2 separate regions of the Homo sapiens genome follow, and region 1 is linked to region 2. The links are chromatin contacts, found by Hi-C or POLR2A ChIA-PET in ENCODE. All regions are on one chromosome and are shown on one strand. Each heading gives the region's core, a stretch centred on a gene start or an enhancer-like site at or near the end of the contact. The rest is flanking DNA. Distances are from core to core; before and after follow the strand shown.

Region 1 (4,339 bases), core at 1-2,500, 540 kb after region 2:
TCTCACTATCCATAAAAATGAACACAAAAGGGATCAAAGACTTAAATGTAGGTGCTAAAACTGTAAAACTGCGAGAAAAACACAAAAACATAAGTCTCCATGACCTGAAGGGTTAGGCAATAGTTTCTTTTTCCCCAGAAAGTCTGGCTGACCTTAAAAGAGCCTGCTTCACACAGCATTAAAGATCTGTTTCACACCTGATGCATTACTCTTGCAATAGGCAGGGCTGTCTATGCTATCCTTGTAACATAACTCTTGCTGTGGCTGAAATGAACACACTTAGGCGGTGTACACACACACATACACACATACAGCATGGTCGCAGCCACTCATAAAGCCTGGATCAGTCTCTTCAAATCCTACATGGGCTTCAGCCTAGATAGTCACTGGGAACAGCAACCTCTCAGGGTTAAGCCAGGAACACTACAGTCATGCTGATCCTGAAACTGTTTCAAATATAGCCTGGAGTATTTAATACCTTTATAAACGGAAATGAAACTGGGTTAAAATAACGACCCAAACCAGATGGCGCAAATGTTCTGTTCTCTTCAGAAACTGAAAGAGGAACAAAAAAGAGACTCCTTCCCAAGGGAGCAGGTGCAGCTGCTGGGGAGCATCGGGGCTTTTCCTGAGCGCTGCAGACACCTACAGCCTGGGACCACGTGCTGCTCAGAATGCTCATTCTCTGATTTGTAAGCAATTAATATGGCTGTGACAGCAGCAATCCGGACACAGCAATGCAGAATTCTCAACACAATTCTACTTCCTAGCTCTAGTATTTGCTGAAATGTGCAACAACATGTTCTATAAATCAACTAAAATTTGTTGAGTGTTTACTGTGAGCCAGACACTGTTGTACCAGTATTACTGCAGTAACTCATTTAATCCTTACAACAATCTTACGAGATGGATTCATTTTTCCAAAAATGTACATTGAAACCTAAGCAAGTTAAGTAATATGCCCAATTCATAGAGCTTCTCACCAGAGTTTGGATTCAGGTCATCTGACTCCATAAGCCAGGTGTTTAGCCCTTACTCTCTTTTGCCAAACTGCTAGAATTATAAAAAAAACTGCAAAATGAAATCATTCATTCCTTGGTGTATTTGTTTTCTATTGTCACATTACCAGAAATTTAGCGGCTTTTAAAATAACACAAATTTATTTACTTACAATTTTGAAGATCAGAGTTTGGGGCTAAAATCAAACTGTTGGCAGAGCTTCATTCCTTCTTGAGGCTCTAAAGGAGAAGCTATTTCTTTACCTTTTGCAGCTTCTAAAGGCCGCCTACGTTCGTTAGCTGGTAGCCCCCTCCTCCATCCTCAGAGCTCGTCACTACAGCCTCTGATTTTGCCTCTGCATCTCCTTTCTCACCCTGACTGTCCTGCCAGTCTCTTATCAGGACCCTTGTGATTACACTGGGTCCCACTGAATAATCTGGGATAACCTCCCCATATCAAGTTCCTTAACTCAATCACATCTGCAAAGTCCCTTTGCCATCTAAGGTAACAGATTCACAGGTTCCAGGCCCTGGGATATGGACATCTTTTGGGGATGGTCATTATTCTAACACAAATAAGGAACTAATAAGCCCACCCATGTATCTGCATCATATGTTTCTTAAAAAGAAAAAGAAAAGAAAGAAGAATAAAACACAAGTCTGCAAGTTCATAAAGCACTTAGAAACTATCGGTGGTCAATATGGGGGTCACGTGGAATTGTCCACAATGTCTACTTCTTGGTAGGTTTGTACAAAATCAACAACTGTGAAAAGTTTCACATTAAATTCAAAATCAATAGCAGAGAGAGTTGAGAAAATCCCAAATATGTGGAATTAAACAATACATTCCTAATAACCAATGAATCAAAGAAAAAAAATCACAAGGGAAATTTGAAAATACTTACAGATGAAGGAAAATGAAAATACAACATACAAAAACATATGGAATGCCACAAAAGCTGCTCATAGCAGCAGCATTATTCATTATAGACAAAAAAAGTGGAATAATTCAAATGGCCATTAAATGATGAATGGATAAACAAAATGTGGTATATTCAAACAATGGAGTATTATTCAGCCATTAAAAAGGAATGAAGTGTTGAGACATGTTATGACATGAATGAACCTTGAAAACACCCTGCTCAGGGAAAGGAGCCAGGCACAAAAAGCCACATATTATGATTCCATTTATATGCAATGTCCAGAATAGGCAAATCCATAGAGACAGAAGGTAGGTTAGCAGTTGCCAGGGGCTGGGGGGAGGGAGGAATGGGGAGGACCTTGGTGCCTCACCAGAGCACACACCAGCTAACCTGTGATGGCCATGTGGCATGAATGAGAAACAGACATTTGCTGTTTTATTTAATTTTTTAATTTTTTTTGGGGGAGGGGGACAGAGTTTTACTCTTGTCACCCAGGCTGGAGTGCAATGGCGTGATCTCGGCTCACTGCAAACTCTGCCTCCTGGGTTCAGGTGATTCTCCTGCCTCAGCCTCCCGAGTAGCTGGGACTACAGGAATCTGGCACCACACCCAGCTAATTTTTTTTTATTTTTATTTTTAGTAGAGATGGGGTTTCACCATGTTGGTCAGGCTGGTCTTGAACTCCTGACCTCAGGTGATCTGCCCACCTCGGCCTCCCAAAGTGCTGGGATTACAGGCATGAGCCACCGCGCCCAGCCCATTTGCTGTTTTAAACCAGTGAGATCTGGGGCCTTGTTTATTATCATGGAATTCTAGTCCGTCCTGATTAACAGAGGGTAATGGATAACCCGAGGGCATTTTTCCAATATCCCAAAGGGATGGATAATTAATTACGCCCCCCCCCCCTTCTATTTGGAAATTTCACTGCAAGTTCTTCTAAGTACTCTTAGGACAGGCAACAGCTGAGTGGTCCCGATGAGCCCAGGACATCTCTGATTATTTGAATGGACTTCTCTTTCCCCTCCAGGTGCAGCTGGCTGTAGCAGAATGTGGTTTGAGAGTCCCAGCAGCGCCCTGAGGCCTCTGCCTGCTGAGTTCCTCCCATGAGTCTTCAGTCTCCAAGAACTGAGCTCTACTCTCACGGGCCCCAGCCTCACTCACAGGGACCCTCCAGTCACCTTTTTTATTTTCTATTTTTATTTATTTTTTTGAGGTGGAGTCTCGCGCTGTCACCTAGGCTGGAGTGCAGTGGCGTGATCTCAGCTCACTGCAACCTCTGCCTCCTGGGTTCAAGTGATTCTCGTGTCTCAACCTCCCCAGTAGGTAGGATTGAAGGCGTGCGCCACCACGCCCGGCTAATTTTTGTATTTTTAGTAGAGATGGAGTTTCGTCATGTTGGCCAGGCTGGTCTCGAACTCCTGACCTCAGGCAGTCACCTCCTTTAGATGATGGCCTTTCTTTGGGGGTTTCTCTGTTGTCCCCACCTCTGCCACTGTCCCTGTATTCTACCCTGCCTCCCTAATCTACCCACCCTGGACTAGACTGAAAGACCTGGACCTGGATTGAATGTGGAACATCTCTTACCGGACTTGGTTGTAGGAATATGACCATGCATTCATTGCAGATGCAAGTTAAAGAAGAATATTTTAAATATTGTTGGCTTAAGCCAGGCGGCAAAATATTCAAACATAAAATCTCAGATGCAGCCAAATCAGAACAGCGTGTTCTGGTGACGCGTTTCGGCAAACGCAATCATTCACGGGCTCCTCTGAGCCTAATTAAGCAAAAGCCCAGCTGGGGGCTACAGGAAAAACAACTGTGGATTCTACCTTCATTGCAACAGGTTACAACTGCTGATTTATGCCTCTCGGCAGGAACAACTGGCCCTGGGCCAGGGAGATCACGGAGGCAGCCAAGGAGCCCATGGGTTGCCCCCCTATCCCGGTCCACCCCACGGTGAGGACAGTGCCCTCAGTCACCAAATGCTCAGGATTTACATGAAGTGGGGTAGTCAGAAACTGCAGAGAGTCCATGGAAAGATAGGGGTCACCTCTTGGGGACAGCCAGGACCAGCCCTGCACTGAGTCAACACTTCTGCTGTTCTGCCCCTGAGCCTTTGCTCCCCCATCTCTCGCCGGTCGTTTCCTGCCAAGCGTCTGGTGCCTTCCTGCTGATCCCAGCTGTTTCTTCCCAGGGGCGTCCTAGCAACCATTCAGCCCTTGCATCCTTTCCTTTGAAAGGCCACCAGTCTCCCTCCTTCCCTCGAGCAGGAGGACCGCAGAGCGCACCCTGACGGAAGCGTTCACACTCAAGTGTTTATGGTTGCGTGTCTTCTTGCACAGGGATGTCTGCGTTTCCAATACCGGCTTCTGGACAGGACTCACTCCGAGAAATAAATGTGTAATGGATATTTCTTTT
Region 2 (4,851 bases), core at 1,902-4,401:
AGGCTTATAGGAAAAATATAATCTGAGGTTTGCAGATCGAAACTCTTTTTTGGCATTGGTTATACTATAAAGAGAGCTTGGCCTCATGAAAATCCTTGGCCCACAATTTATTTTCATCTATGTCTTATAAGCATTGTTTCTCGGTCTTCATGTTGCTCTGGAAACATCTAAAGCCAGCCCTATTTGTTCCCTTGTTTTAGTGACAGTATTTTTACCTGGCTTCCCAAAGATGTCTCCTTTCCTTTTTCTAGTTCAACAATTTCACAAAATTATATTTTGATGCTGACAATTTGCAGTGAGTATTTTCTGGCTCATAGTATGCCTGTTCAGCATGCAGATTTGTTTCATTTTATTTAACTTATGCCTTGCCTATTTGTTCTATTTCACTCATCTTTGAAAATTCTGGCCGGGAGCAGTGGCTCACACCTGTAATCCAGCACTTTGGGAGGCCAAGGAGGGTGGATCACTTGAAGTCAGGAGTTTGAGACCAGCCTAGTCAACATGGCGAAACCACCTCTACTAAAAATACAAATATTAGCCAGGTGTGGTGGCACGCACCTGTAATCCCAGCTACTTAGGAGGCAGAGTCAGGAGAATCACTTGAACCCAGGGGGCAGAGGTTGCAGTGAGCTGAGATGGCGCCACTGCACTCCAGCCTGGGTGACAGAGCGAGACTCTGTGTCAAAAAAAAAGAAAGGAAGGAAGGAAAGAAGGAAGGAAGGAAGGAAAGAAGAAAGAAAGAAAGAAAGAAAGAGAAAGAAAGAAAGAAAGAAAGAAAGAAAGAAAGAAAGAAAGAAAGAAAGAAAGAAAAGAAAGAAAAGAGAGAGAAAGAAAGAAAAAATCCAGTGACATTTATTTTACATCTATCATTTTCTTTCTAGGGCTTTTTCACTATATGTTACTATATTACTTTATTTTTCTCATTTCTATCCTTCAGGACTCTTTGTCTTTTTATCACGCCGTCGATTCTCTCTTGTGACCACTGGATTTCCTTTTCGTTTCTATGACGGTTTCGCTTTTTCTTCTATTTATTTTCTGAGTTCTCCTCATTCCTGTCTTATAACCTGCAGTTGTCTCTCGGCATTCTCCTGGAATTATTACATTTCCACTTTGTGGCATTCCTTCTTAGTAGTAATTGCTTCATTATGCTCCTTAAAATCTGGCAAAATGTTTGGTTGCAGTTCATCTTTGCTCAGTGGCACTGTTTTTAGGAGAATAATCCGTATCAGTTGGAAAGCTTTGCAGATCTTTTCCACATATTTATTCACAATAAATTTTCTTACTGTTTATCATTAAAAACTTGGTTTTTTATGACCCAGCTATTGGCAGACTAGTCCTATAGGCAGAGACAAAGCAGGGCAGTCCTGGCTTCACAGCAAAGGGCTTATTCCTTCACTGCCACAGAAACAGAATGCTCACTGTGAATATTGCTCTTCTGTGTGAGACTGGATTTCCATTTCTGGGGCCATCGTGACTTCTACCACCAGCTTTCCTTGTCCTGGCACAAGATATCCACTGTTGCAAATGAGAAATATAGCTCTTGTACTACCAGACTATCAGTTTTTGCATTTTTATGGATCTTCCTGAATTTTCCTTCTTATGAGTCCACTCATTACTCTCTGAGCTTCTGATTTTTCCTACTCTTTCCTACTGCTCTTCCTTCCATCTGCTTCTGCCTTATTTGGGGCTTTTGAAAGTCCCTACAGGTATTTTGAAGTCAGCATATCATCTGATTTCTAAATTTCATGGACAGTTGAATTTGCAGGACTTAGGAAATTCTTCTAGTTTTTTGTTTGTTTGTCTGCTTGCTTCTTTAGGAGAAGAAGGAGAAAACACTGATGGATATAGTCATGTTCATAAGAAGATCTCTTCCGAGTGTTTGATGCAACCTCTGCTTCCGCTATCCCATCTTCTCACACTCCCCTTTGTGCTAGTTCTTCTCATCTGCATGCAGCTTCTTTCCTGTCATTTGACCATCATGGAGAAGCTCTTTTTTCATGAACATTTTCCTTCTGAAAACCACATATGTCCCACTGTCAGTTTTGCACATCTATTTCATTATCAGACTTGAAAATGTATCCCTCTTATCCATTTCCTTACTTTATCAAAAATGTTGGAAATGAATAACATATGGAATGTACATTAACTTAGTTACCATCATTTTAGTTGTCCATCACCAGTACCTAATCATGATGGTTAGTTCATGGATGAATTTTCAACGAATATGCATGCAACAATGCTAGGTGTGTCAATGATGGTTCCTTGACTTAAATGAAGTATATGGTCTGCTTAAATCACCTGCCTTTTTCTGTGATCAACTAATTTAAATTAAGAAATGAAATAAAAAATTATAGCAGGGAGCCTTGAAGGTAGGTTGAAAACTGTCTGCTGAGTCAGTAGCTCTATTTTTATCCAAACAGACAAGAAGACAGCAAGCCCCTTGACTTGTGGTTTCCGTTCTCTCATTTCCTGTGTGCACCCACATGAACCATGTGCCCTCCCTGACTCCCTGCCTCCACGTCTAGAGAAGGAGGCGTGGGTCTTCTCTAATTCCCCTTGTGTGCTTGACTTGTTCCCCACCACCCAAGGGCTAAGGCTTAGGCACTGCGTTGAAAACTTCAGCACAGCAGGGAACCTCAGCCACTCTGTCTTCTATCCATCCTCCCTCATGTCTTCTCTGTACTCCTGTCTCTATCAGTTGGCACCTGGGCCTCCGCCTGCCTTCACCTCCTTGTCTCCATCCTTGCAATGAATGCCGTAGTATGACCACCTCTTCTTCTCCAGTGTAACTTCACTCTGGCACTATTTTCTGAAACTTGTGGACCCTCCATGCCACAGCTACCCTAAACCCACTCTCCTGAGAAGCCCCAGTTCCCAGAACGGAAGTCCAGGTCGGCCCTCGGCCGCCACACTTCCCTAAACAGCAGCTGCCTAAGAGTCTGTGAACCTGCACAATTTTCACTAGCAGTGTCTCAACAATTAGCCGGTGCCTCACAAGTGGGGCAGATGGTATAGCCAGGAATGAGAGTTTCATGTTTCTTCTGATTCACATGCATTCCTATCTAAAGGCTGTTTCCTTTTAGAGACAAACTAATTTTTTCTCTTTCGTCCTTTGCCTGGGCTTTATGTTTACTTCTACAAGCTGGCACTTCCGATGGTTTCTAGAGAGCTCATTGGTGCTCTCTCTCTCTCTAACACACACACACACACACACACACACACACACACACACACTATGTACACACCTCACAGGAAATGGAAACTTGTTCCCATTATGGGTCCTGAAACAAAGCTCTGTGGATATGCATGTGCTACTTAGATTTTCTATCCCAGGAAATGAGTTTAAATACCTACCTCCCCAACAAATTTTTTTTTCAGAGACAACAGACCTCGGAAGACAAGTGGAAGTTGAAACTCTCCTTGAATGCGGTTCTTGGGAGTTGGAAATCTCCATTGCCGTTGCTTCCCCATGGAAGGCTTTGCAGTGCTAAATGGCTTATCTCCATGACAACCAGAAGAGCTGGTTGTTGTTTTTTTTTTTTTTTTTTTCTGCTGGACATTTTTTTCTAGATTTTACTTCATATTTAAAATAATTAAAAGTGTTTATCTCAGTACACCACAACCAGTCATTTACTGGGCCAGTGTCAGGAGGCAGTTCACATCCGTTTGGGGTCCACTCAAACCACCTCCATGCTGTCGGCCTTCAAAGTTTCCAAGAGGTTTGGTTTCTCTTTGAAATCTGGCTTCTCACTTGCGCACTGTATAACTTTTAAACAGATTAATTTTTTTAGTTCCTTATATATAAGTTTTCTGCATGTAAAAATTTAAGATAATTTTATGTCAAGAAGAGCAGAGAAGATGTATTAGATAAAGTGTGAGAGACTGCCTGATAGAGCTGAACACATGGGAAGCATACAAAATATTCATCTCTCTGCTTATTCGTTTCCTTAGCAGAATATCTGGCTGCAGCTTACTGTAGCCATCCTGTCATCAGTTCCCAAACGGGAGGAATGCCATGGTCTCTTGACAGAGGCTCTCTTGCACTGTTGGAGGCAAGGGCCTGCTGTCCTGTCAGGTTGGCCCATTTATCCAGTTACTCGTGAAATATCTTGTTCTCTCAGAGAATCAACCGGCGGCTGTGTGCTGACTTCACAAAGAAAAATCCATTCTCTCACCAAGTAGTTGTCAAGCATAATAAAGAAAAACTGGCAGAATAATTGGGGTGGTTGCTGAGTCTAACTCAATATCGTATGAAAGAAAATATATGGAACAGTGGTGTTTAAAGAGAACTGCACACCTCTGTTTGTATGGCAGGCTCAAACACAGCCAGTCAGACGTATGTAGAGTCAAAGTGAGGAAGTGGAGGTCATTTAGACTACTGGTAGACCCAGAATTCGAGCCAAAACAGAAGCAGAAAACAGAAATAGATGCTTCAGGATCTGTCTCTCTGCCAAGCCAACCCAGCGATTCTCATCAGAAACCTCAACAAACAATTGGAAGAGAAACAGGTAGAAATTGTGGTTCAATTTTAAGGTATCATTGTGTTTATTTTGAAGCACTTTTTTCTTCAAGATGGAAATCATTTTAGTGTCTTATTTAGTTATAAATGTGATGAATACTTGCTGCAAAAACAATCAGAAGAAACAGTTTTATTGCTTTATTTAGTTAAAATGTGATGTAAAAACAACCAGAGGCTACAAAAAATAGAAAAAAGAAAAGAGAAAAAAGATGAAAGAAGGACAAGAATGAAAGAAAGGAAGAAAAAGATGAGAAGAAAACACGTGAAAGGGGTCATAGTATGCCACCCCAAAATATATTATTTTGGGACATTGATTATTTTGAGCTGTAGAT

Evidence for each region. A loop is a pair of places that touch in the nucleus more often than their neighbours do. ChIA-PET counts read pairs that join two places held with the same protein, here RNA polymerase II (POLR2A). Pooled maps may share reads with other maps.
Region 1: a loop to region 2 is called in a map of B cell, with 13 times the contacts of the local background. The contact joins the promoter of LINC02642 here to the enhancer-like site in region 2. A Hi-C loop is called at or near these places in 3 of 168 maps with a recorded cell type or tissue (B cell, OCI-LY7 and naive thymus-derived CD4-positive, alpha-beta T cell), 33 of 37 single-sample maps with no recorded cell type and 14 of 50 pooled maps. POLR2A ChIA-PET finds 5 or more read pairs at or near these places in 3 of 52 experiments (CD4-positive, alpha-beta T cell, activated T-cell and activated naive CD8-positive, alpha-beta T cell).

The regions. Positions count from the first base shown.
Region 1 is chr10:7,471,599-7,475,937 of GRCh38, forward strand. It overlaps LINC02642 (long intergenic non-protein coding RNA 2642), which reads right to left and starts at 1,251. Exons shown (of 4, transcript NR_184109.1): 1 at 1,172-1,251. RefSeq lists enhancers at 390-589, 600-699.
Region 2 is chr10:6,925,245-6,930,095 of GRCh38, forward strand. The region is part of intron 3 of LOC105376387 (a long non-coding RNA gene); the gene reads right to left. Among named protein-coding and RNA genes, the nearest start is that of LINC00707, 150 kb to the left of the region's middle. RefSeq lists enhancers at 2,651-3,070, 2,802-2,891. Within about 2 kb of position 3,152, at least 13 of the 41 ENCODE cell types and tissues checked have a DNase peak (open chromatin) inside an H3K27ac peak, as active enhancers do; they include B cell, CD4-positive, alpha-beta T cell and OCI-LY7, where a contact is called at or near this core.